Linked DNA regions of Mus musculus: region 2 is linked to region 1. A link is a loop called in an ENCODE intact Hi-C map of the cell type or tissue named here. Cell type or tissue: heart. All regions are shown on one strand. Links, peaks and the distances in the headings refer to the core of each region. The heading gives the core; the rest is flanking DNA. Region 1 overlaps Fkbp10 (FK506 binding protein 10). Region 2 overlaps Ttc25 (tetratricopeptide repeat domain 25).

Region 1 (5,369 bases), core at 101-5,100:
GTGTTTTACCTGCATGTATGTATGTGTACCAGATGTGTGCCTGGTAATTGCAGAGGTCAGTTGAGTGTGCCAGCTCCCCTAAACCTGGAGTAGCCATGGTTGCTAGCCACCGTGTGGGTACTGGGAACTGAACCTGGATCCTCTGTAAGAGCAGCCAGTGCTCGTAACCACCGACCCACCTCTTCAGCCCTGTGAAAGGGATTTGAGGTTAGACACCCAAGACAGACTGCAGAGCCAAGCAGAAGTAATTGGTTTGCTAGCGTTTTGCAATTTCAACTGTTCTCAAAAGACTGATGAGCCGGGCAGTGATGGTGCACGCCTTTAATCCCAGCACTTGGGAGGCAGAGGCAGGCGGATTTCTGAGTTCGAGGCCAACCTGGTCTACAGAGTGAGTTCCAGGACAGCCAGGGCTACACAGAGAAACCCTGTCTCGAAAAACTAAAAAAGATGTGACGAACTAGGGGGGATTCTCCCTGTGGCTCCTGTCAAAGAACAAACAGAGGGCTGGTTCTCCTGGACCTTTTCTCTGGTCCCAATCAAGTTGTCCACGCACTGTCCTGTTCAAGAGGCTGGTTTTCGGAAGTGAGGTTTGCATGTAGATCGGAAGGGACCAGGAGTCCAGGGCTAATGAATACCTGCTGAATGCACATGCCATTCTGGGCACTTAGACACCTGCCGTCTCAGTGACCCTGTGAGCAGAATCCCTTTATGTAGGTAGCTCAGACAGGATGAGTAACTTGCCCAAAAGCTGTAGCTAATAAGAGCCAAGTTCTGGGTCAGTTCTCCATCTGCTGGTTTCTCAGCTTCACTCTCAACTGTCCTAGGGTTTTTTTTTTTTTTTGGGGGGGGGGAGGGAGTTGGAGGGGTGGGTGGGGAGGATCTATGTGGGCATGGGGAGCAGCTATGGCTGGTTCAGGATCACAACCTCAGGAGCTTTCTGGAGGCTTTGGTGACCAATCACTGGCCTTAGGCAGCAATCCTGTCTTAAGGTCCTGGGATGTGTTAGCTTTCTGTTACTGTAACAAAAATACAGCAACCAACTTAAAAGGTGGGGGGAGTTACTTGGCTTTATAGTTTGGGAAGTTTCAGGCTGTACTACTTGGCAACAATTGTTTCCGGCCTGTGGTGGCAGAGTAGTCATGGTGGGAAGTACTTCATGATGAAATAGCCTTTTGGCCTTAAGGTAGCCTGGTACAAGAGAGACTAGGGCCTTACAATCCACTTCCAAGAATACACCAACGGTCAGTTCCCTTTCTGTTGTAACAAAACAACCTCGGCAGCTTATAAATACAGTTGGTTGGGCTTGTGATTTTAGAAGGTTAGAGTCCTTGACGATGGCCAAAGGGGAAGCGGGAGAACCTGAGAGCCTACGCCTTGGTCCACAAACAGGAGGCAGAGAGGACACAGGAGTAAGGTAGGGCACAGAGGGTGTTTTGGAAGCCTCAAAGCCTGCCCCTGCGGCAGATGCCTACCATGAAGGCCACACCGAATCCTTCCCAAACAGCACTGCTAACTGGGGAACCAAGTATCCAAATATATGACCGAGCGGGACTATTCTCATTCAAACCACCACACCAACGAAACTTTCCACGAGCCCCGCACCTTCTAACAGCCTCCTGAGCTGGAGACCAAGCCTTCGGGGACATCCTGACACCAAACTGTAGCACTGGGCAAGAGGATGCTGCTTAGGAATAGTGAGGGTGGGATGTGGCCTTGTCGTTTTCTGGAAAGCCCCAGTCCGCCGAGAAAGCACGGGGCATCTCCATCACTGTGTGCAGAATGAGACAGGCAAGTGAGGGTGAACAGACTGGCTGGGGAGAGAGGCAGTTCTCTCTAGGACTGTAACATCTGAAGTCAGTTTCCTCCCCTCTGGCAAGAAGGAGAAAGGAAGGTGGGAGTGCTGCGGTCCTGAGAACGGATCTGTATAAACAAGTGTGATCTGGCCTGGGTGGACTGATTCTTGGGCTTTAGAGGTTGTCTGAGGTCATGGACACTGTTTTTTGCCTTCAGCTAAGACAATAAGGAACTGGGCTCCTCTGCAGGCCTCTCCTGCAGACCCTTATCTCTGGACAGTAACTCCCAAGGCCCCAGGCCTCTTCACACCCACAGGCATCTGATTAGGCCTGAAGGAGGGACGTGTGAAGATCGCCATCTGGCGTCTGGAGTTCATGAGGCCATGACAACTGCCTGACTCATCCCCCATTTCTGCACTTGCCCTCGGGGTAAAAGTGCTCTCCTGAGCTGGGGAGATTGCTCAGCCTTTCGGTAAAGTGCTTACCATGCAAGCCCCCACCCCCCACCCCCCAACCATGTGACAAGCAGGTACAGTATTGCACCTGTAATCCCAGCTCCGATTTGCAAACCAGTCAATCTAGCCTAATTTTTTTGACCGCCAAGTTCAGTGAGAGATCCTGTCTGAAAAAAATAAGGTTTATGTAGGGCCTCGTGAGATGGTTGAGCAGCCCGCATGGTGGTGCACTTGGGAGTCAGAAGCAGGCAGCTCTCTTGAGGACGGCCTGATCTACATTGCAAGCTCCTGGACAGGTTTACAAGGAGAGACCTGCCTCAAAAAAAGAGGGCAGGGGAGAGAGGACTCTGTAATTAAAAGCACTGACTGCTCTTCCAGAAGACCTAGCCTTGATTCTCAGTACCCACATGGCAGTTCACAGTTGTCTGTAATCCAGTCCTAGGAGATCCAATGCTGTCTTCCAGCCTCTCTAGGCATCAGGCATACATATGGTATACAAACAGACTATAGGTAAAACACAAACACATTAAAAAACCTAAGAGGAGCTGGTGAGATGGTTCAGCAGTTAAGAGCGCCGACTGCTCTTCCAAAGGTCCTGAGTTCAAATCCCAGCAACCACATGGTGGCTTACAACCATTTGTATCTGATGCCATCTTCTGGAGTGTCTGAAGACAGCTACAGTGTACTTACATATAATAAATAAATAAATATTTTTTAAAAAAGGAAAAAAAAACCTAAAAGATAAAGGTGAGAGAGCCCATACTGCTCTTCAGGAGGGCCACATTCAGTTCCCAGCACACACGTGGCAGATAACAATTGGCTCTAACTCCGGTCTCAGGGCATCTGATAGACCCTTTTGTGGATTCTGTGGGTGCCAGGCACACATGTAGTACAAAAGACATACATGCAGGCAAAACATCCACCTATCCATCTATGAACACATACAAACACACTAAAAAAATTAAAAAGTGGAGAGAGATTGCCAGGGACGTCGGAACTCAGCCACCAGTCCCACACACATACAGGCATACAATAAAAGCACCAAAAAGAAAACCAGACATCTGTCCACTTCTGGAGGTCTTCAGTTTAGCCTTTTATTGACACAAAGGAGAAAGGACTGGATCAGTTTAGCCTTTGAGTCCAAGACCCTGCCCACCTTCCTCCCCTCAGATTAGCACCAAGTGCAGGTTCTCGAAACCCTTGGGCCTGAGCAGGCTTTCCTCTTACACAACCTTTCATTTTAGAGGGAACTTCTTAAGATGAGAGACCTGACCCCGGTGGCTTGGGAGGAGAAGAGTGAGAATGGTGGGCAGCTGGAGCCACCCCTTCCTGAGGAGCAGAGCTGAGGCAGAAGAACGCAGGCTCTCGTCACTCAGATTCATGCCCCTGCAGAGCTGCCATGACAGAGGGGACGGGGACAGGCGGGGACAGGGAGATGGGACAGGACAGTACAAATAAAGGGCACGTCTGGGAAAGTGAAGGACCAAGAAGCTCACCCTTGCCGTGCCTAGTGACGTGAGATGGGAGGATGGGTGTGTGGGGTTCGCGATGGCCCTAACCAAATCTCAGTGCCTCCTCCCTGAACTGGATCTGTCACAAGAACCTTAAGGAAGAGGCTTAGGGTTGGACGAGAAAAACACAGATGTCTGTGCTGAGAACTGAAAGCCACGGCCCATGCGTGGGAAGACCACAGTAGTCTCCACTGATATCCAGTGACTCCCAGAGTTATTCCCCCTGACGGATCGGGGGGCTGTTAGCAGGCCAGCTCCATGCCCACTGCCCCCCAGCCGAGGGGCCTTTGTGTCTGAGGTCAGGCCTGACACTCTGGCCCTCAGAGCTCCTCATGGACCCGCTCCTGGTCCTCATCTGACTTCAGCTTGAGCTCCTCAGCTGTGATCTTGCCATCCTGGTTCCGGTCCTGGTTCTGAAACATGTCACTGATGGTTTTGTCTGGGTCTTGCCCAGGCATGAGGCGTCCTTTGCCTTCATTCACTTGAGCCTTGATGAAGGAAGAGAACTGGGGGAGGGGAGAGCAGAGGAGGGTGAGGTGGTGAGGCTCATGGTCAACAGCTGCGGATGGCCTTGGGAAGGGGCCCCAGGTGCTGGCCCACATTGTTCCCACCCCCCAGCCTGGTACCCAGAGGATTTGGGTCTGAGATGGAGGGTGGTAGGAGGAGGACAGGCTGCATGCACAGTGTGCAGGAGGGAATGCATGGAGCTCAGCAGAGGGGAGCAAAGTAGGCAGCCAGAGGGCAGTGAGCATGCTGGCTTCTGGGTTGGGGTTGTGACTGAGTTCCTGACCCACCTCTTCTGGGGGCACCTCTCCATCTTTATTGAGATCCATGTCTTCAAAAAGGCTAGTGGAAGGATCCTGGTACCACACAAACAGGTAGCCTGTGGGCAGGCCATCCTCTCGGGATACCAGCTCCACCTCAAATAGCAGCACAGCACTGCCAGGGACACCCCGGGCTGGAGAGATGGAGGGCAAAGAGAACAGAATTCCAGTGAGGTTTGAAGCTGAGCCCTAACGCAGGCCTCCGTTTTCTCTTATGGAAGGGGCACGGGGTGTTTAACCATCCTAAAAGTTTCCCTGGTCCCACCCACCAGTGGCCAAGGCCTGAGATGGATAGGGGCAAACCATGGGAATAGACTTAGAATCTGGGTCTCTGTCTCTCACCTCCATTCTCCCCGTGGGCCAGGTGTGGGGGCACAATGAGCTGCCTCCTCTCTCCTACACACATGCCCTGCAGGCCCCTGTCCAGACCTTCGATCACTTTGTTGGCTCCGAGGGTGATCTCTTGAGGGGCCTCATAGTCGTGGCTGTGGGGAGAGTGGATTTCCAGGTCAGCAGCAGGGGTGACTGAAGGCTCGTCTCTTTCAGTATCTCTATCATTCTAGAATGGCAGTTCTCACTTCCTCCAGCTTTACACCCTCATTTCTCTGCATTTCACACCCATAGCTCCCCGAGGCTCAGTGAGACAGGAAGTAAGAGACTGTGAGACCCAGAGAGAGGAGAAGAAGCCTGGCAAGCTCACCCACACCTAAACCCACCATCAGCCCAGCCCTGGCCCTGCCCAAGAACCCACGACGAGAAGAGCCTGGTGCCGTCCAGCAGAGAACA
Region 2 (5,369 bases), core at 175-5,174, 130 kb before region 1:
AAAATAAAAAAGGAAGTAAGGCTGTCTAAATACTGTACCAGATACAACACTCTTTTTTTTTTTTTTTTTAATGTGGCAAGAACTGGTAACAAGAGAGTGACTCTCTTCCCAAAGCCCAGTGTCTAAGAGGACCAATAGGATACCAGTGGCCGGGGAGGAACAGGGTGGGATTTCTGGACCTTTTCCTCCATTCCTACTGCCACTCCGGGTCAAAGGCTTTCCTAGAGTGAGACCCTGAGTCCAGGGTCTGATGAATGAGTGGGAGTGGCTTGACAGAGCAAGCTCTGAGGAAAGGGACACCTTGCTGAAGGAGCCAAAAGCATCGAGAAGCTGGGACCCTTTCGATGGCTTCAGGCTGGAATGACCTGCACAGAGCTCTTTACTGTCTGAGGTCCGAAGGAAGCCCAAAGAAAGCCGTGTTGGCTGAGAGCAGCCTGCAACCACTGGGTTTTCACCGGGTTTTCCTTTTGTGGGAGAGCCAGCTGAGGAATCCTGGGGCAGGTGGTCAGGACATGAGCAGGATAGAGGGAGGGAAGTACCCAAAAGCCTCCTGGGTTTCCTCCAAGGAGTGGCTGTCGAAGGCTCAGGGGCTCCTGGAGCAATATATGTGGGACCGATGTAAGGGACAGACTGGGACTGGTTTCATGTGGGATTGCTTACAGGACGTTCAAAGAAAAAGGCCTTGGAGTTTGTTAAACAATAGGGCTAGGGGGGCTGGAGAGATGGCTCAGTGGTTAAGAGCACTGACTGTTCTTCCAAAAGTCCTGAGTTCAAATCCCAGCAACCACATTGTGGCTCACAACCATCCTTGATGAGATCTGAAGTGGTGTCTTCTTCTTCTGGGGTGTCTGAAGACAGCTACAGTGTACTTACATAAAATCAATCAGTAAATCAATCAATCTTTGGGCTGCCAGAGCGACCGGGGCTGGAGCAAGTGGGGCCAGAGCGAGAAGAAAAAGTGTCTGAAGACAGCTAAAGTGTACGTACTTACATATAATAAATAAATACATCTTTTTAAAAAAATAGGGCTAGGGCTTGTGAGAGAAGTAAAAAAAAAATCTATGGGAGATGGTTGCATCCAACGGGCTATCAATACTTTTTTTTTTTCTTTTTGAGACAGGAGTCTATGTAGTCCTGACTGGCCTAGAACTCACAGGGATCCACCTACCTTTGCCTCCCAAGTGCTGTGATTAAGACAGTCAGAGTGCGCACATTTTATCTAACCTTCATGACCCCTGTCAGGTGGTATCATTAGGCCTTCAGTACAGGTGAGGAAACCGAGGGGGATGAGCGACTTAAATCCACACAGCTCTGAGTGACAGAGCTAGGAATCAAGGTCATGTCTGCATCCTACTCCAGGTCTGTCCTACCACTACCACCACCACCCCTGCTCCATTCTAATGGCTGATAACTCAGTCTCCCTCTTTTTTTTTTTTTTTTTTTAAATAATTTTTCAAGACAGGGTTTCTCTGTGTTCCCCTGGCTGTCCTGGAACTCACTCTGTAGACCAGGCTGGCCTCGGACTCAGAAATCCGCCTCTCTCTGCCTCCCAAGTGCTGGGATTAAAGGCGTGCGCCACCATGCCCGGCTCAGTCTCCCTCTTTAGCCCTTAGGAGACATTGCCCAGGAGCAGGTGGCACTGAGGGCATGGTGGCTAAGTGAGGAGAGAGCTAGAGCCAATGTGCACAAGGCTGCAAGTTGCACTGCAGGCAAACAGGGCTTACGGCCGGGAAAGTCATTGCCTGTTATCTTGGGAAGCCTTGAGTCTTGGGAAGAGCCCATTTCTGGGAGTGTTGGTAGCGGTATTATGCTGGATACTAGATTATTTCCCTGTTAATCAGCTGGGAAGGACCGCCGGCAAAGGGCAGTGTGGCTTTGAAGATCTGTGGGAGCAGTGAGAGAGCGATACAGAGGCAGAGACGGACGGACGGACGGACGACAGACGGAAAGGAGAGCAGCAGTTGCGGCTAAGGGCTGAGGCACTGAGTGAAAGTGGGTGGGTGGTAGAGCTTGAATAGGAAGTATCTCCCCAGAGGGCTTATGTGGTAAAGCATGGTCCCCACTTGGTGGCAGTATAGAGAAGCCATTAAGAGCAACAGCATGCCACCAATCCACTGCAAACTGAACAACATACAAGTTGGCAGGAGCCTGAGAAGAGTTCAGAACTGTGGGTGAGTGGACACTGTAGCCAAGAAGGACTCCAGAGGACTTAGAGTCAGGATGCTCGGAGCTAGGGAGATGGTTCAGTGGGTGAAGGCGCTTGCTGCCAAACCTCATGGCCTAAGTTTGATCCCGGGACCTGTGTGGTAGAAATGATCCCAACTGTTCCTCCCATCACAGCAATGCTCTGGTATCCATGTGTGCACACACATACAACGAATAAACACACAGACAATATATATAATAATTAAAAAAAAAATCAGGATTCCCTAAAAGTGATGTATTTCTCTGTCAGGGAGTTTCCAGTTGAGAACAGCTCACTTCAGGGAGACTACTTATCACTGTTAGATGAATACCAGGCACAGTCTTGGGTTTCTGTTTTTCTCTTGTGTGTCTGTATGTGTGTGTGGTGTCGCTGTGCGTGTATATGGTATGCCTGTTTCTGTGGTGTGTGTCTGGGCCTTTGTATGGTATGTGGTGTGTGTGTGTATGTGTGGTATCTGTGCGTGTGTATGGTATATCTGAGTGTGTGTGTATGGTATGTCTCTGTGTGTGGTATGTGTGTGTGTGTATGTGTGTGTGTGCATGTCATGTCTGTGTGTGTGTGTGTGTGATGTATGTGTGTCTGTGAATATGTATGATATAGTATGTCTGTGTGTGTGTGTGTGTGTGTGTGTGTGCATAGCATGTCTCTGTGTGTGTGTGATGTATGTGTGTCTATGAATGTGTATGATATGGTATGTCTCCGTGTGTGTCCGCCTGTAAACTGGAACTGACTGTGCCCAGGGCCTTGAACATGCTAGGCAACTGCCCTACCCACTGAGCGACATTCCCAGCCCTAAGGTCTCAAGTTCTTAGCCTGTACCTTTCTATCTACCCTCCCCTCCACACCAGGGTAGGGACAGTCCAGCACACTCTACTGCGTGGAAACACTGAGACTGGGTGGGGAAGCAACTTGCCTGAGATCCCACAGCCCAGTTGGATCTACCGGACCCCAGACCTTATCCCCTGGGTCACCCCATGGTTCATTTAGCTTTGCCTGACTTTGTGCAGCTTCCTCTTGGCCTCTGTCTCACTCCAGCCTGAAGCTTCCTCCAGCCTCAGGCCTTCCCACAAGGCCGGTGTGCTGTACCCACACCTCCCACCCAGATGTCCTCACCTGTACTTTTTCCTTTTTTAACAGGAGCACAATTGCAACTTAATGTCTATGACTGTGTCACTTTTTTTTTTTTTTGCCAGATATCCAAACCTATATCTGGACATTGCTATGCTCCTAGTGCCAGAAATAACTGATAGGCCTAGAGCCTGATACAAAAATTAACAAACAAACAAGCAAACAAACAAACACCAAGAGCCAGGCCGCTGGGATTTTTAGCCATTATGTTCTTGTGTGTGATTTAAAAAGAAAAAGAAAAAAAAAGTTACCAGCCTAGGTTTGCTTTCTACCCTCAGTCCTGAGTATTCAACCCCTACTTCCACTGGACTCTCCCTCAGGCCTGCCCTGCGGGACAGAAAGTAGGAACAACCTAGGAGCAGCCCTGGCAAAGGCTCTCAGAGGCCTAGGGACCTTGGCCACTGCAGGGCACTCACTGTTCCTTGGCGATCTCCAGGTCCTTTCGGTGGCTCTGCAAGGCAGCCACCATCTGCCCCAGCTCAATCTGGGCGTTGCCTATGCAGCTGTACAAGTTCCCGACCAGCTCGTCCTTGTTGGGTACCTCCTCTTGGTTCCATTCCAGAACCTTCTTAAGGACTTTCTCAGCTTTTTGGAGGCTCCCATCAGCACTGCCACTGGTCAACACTGGGGAGAGAAGGAGTTGACACGGAGGTCAACTCCATATTGACGGACCAACTCCTCCCAGATAATTTCCATCCACAAGTCAGCAGAGGCCTAGGCTCTGACTATCATGTTGCCTCTCTCCATCCCCCATGCCCGAGAATACTACCCACACATGTCAATGTCCTCTAGGCTCTTGAGGATGTAGTGGGCTGTCTGCGAGGGGCTGCGTTTCCGGTCCCTCAGCCACTTCTCTTGCATCAGCTTCCGGTCTCGCTCCCTGGCATAGATGGGCTTCTGCTGCCTCCAGAAGTTGCTGCGGGTGTCCAGGTAGTTGATGCCAGTCATAATGAGGTCCTCCACGGTCAGGCCACTCTTGATGGTGCCTTTGATGAGATCTGTGCAGAGGCATCAAGGAGATCACACATGGAGGGGAGTCACCCTTTCTAGGCTTGGAACCCCTGATGTAGGGCCCTGTGAGGACCTCTGTCTGCAGTTGCCCCAGCAGTGAGGAAATGAGGAGTATGTGGGTGGTGATGGAAAGCCAGGGGACATTCTTGGGACAGGCCTTTTTGTGGCAAAAGAGGAGGGACCATAAGGGTATTTTGGACAACTTTCTGAGAAGCCTATACTCAAGGGTCCCTCCTTTCAAGCTGTGTCCTCAGGGAATAAAGACGAGTCTGAATGGAAACATTGGTCCATGTTGCCAGTCCTTGTCCAGCAGCCAGGTGCCAGGTACACTGGTGCATGCTGGGAGCTGTAGGGGTGTGCCTTCATCCTGTCTGTTCTGTGGCCAGAGCTTAGGGCCAATTGAAATGACGCAAGGCCACTTGGGATAATGTTCAGGCCACTCCTGCCCTCCGTGGCAGGCCCTCTAGAGACCAGGAAGCCTTCAGGCTTGTTACCAAGGAGATGTGCCAACAGTAAAGTGGTGTGCCAAAACCCTTCAGAGAACCCTGCAGGAGACCTTAGGAAACCATTTCTGGAGAGAGGGTACTTGTTTCCAGGGTGCCCCCTGCTCGGGTGTATCAGGGCAGAGCAACACCGCCATGGCAGCTTAGTAGGCGGCCTCAGTTTGAGGGTTCTGTCGGCACAGTGTGTTGGACTGGATTCTGTTGGTAACGCCACCACTGACTTGCTTGCCACCTTGCTTGCCACCTTGTACATTCGGTGAATTCTATTTCCTTGTCTGTGAAATGAGGGATGGGCCGGATGATGTCTCAGAACATGTAGTGCTGCTGCGCTCAGATCCCAGCACCCATCTGTCAGGTTCTTTTACCCACCGTACAGACTACGGCGGCAGTGGTTGTGATTTGCCTCGTGAGTGTCCCTCCCTTAACGGCCCCATGTGTTAGGGCTTGCTTCCTAGCCAGTGTACTACTGGAATATGGAAGAATCTTTAGGTTTTTTTGTTGTTGTTTTTTTTTTTTTTTTT

Evidence for each region. Peaks named below come from ENCODE experiments on the same cell type or tissue, not always from the same donor. Only the 100,000 strongest peaks of a DNase experiment are listed, where the experiment ranks them.
Region 2: a loop joins it to region 1, with 5 times the contacts of the local background. A loop is called at or near these places in 13 of 42 quality-filtered maps.

The regions. Positions count from the first base shown.
Region 1 is chr11:100,422,784-100,428,152 of GRCm38, reverse strand. Fkbp10 (FK506 binding protein 10) reads right to left here. Exons shown (of 10, transcript NM_010221.2): 7 at 5,335-5,369; 8 at 4,926-5,068; 9 at 4,554-4,717; 10 at 3,313-4,265. The coding sequence ends at 4,080. It also overlaps a transcript of Nt5c3b not described here. Among named protein-coding and RNA genes, the nearest start is that of Fkbp10, 9.8 kb to the right of the region's middle. In heart, for the core only: a CTCF peak has its summit at 2,143; DNase peaks (open chromatin) are centred at 2,142 and 4,102; H3K27ac peaks cover 928 bases.
Region 2 is chr11:100,552,453-100,557,821 of GRCm38, reverse strand. Ttc25 (tetratricopeptide repeat domain 25) reads right to left here. Exons shown (of 12, transcript NM_028918.3): 6 at 4,108-4,332; 7 at 3,751-3,958. Among named protein-coding and RNA genes, the nearest start is that of Ttc25, 9.5 kb to the right of the region's middle. In heart, for the core only: a CTCF peak has its summit at 2,061 (motif pointing right); a DNase peak (open chromatin) is centred at 2,061; H3K4me3 peaks cover 527 bases; H3K27ac peaks cover 314 bases.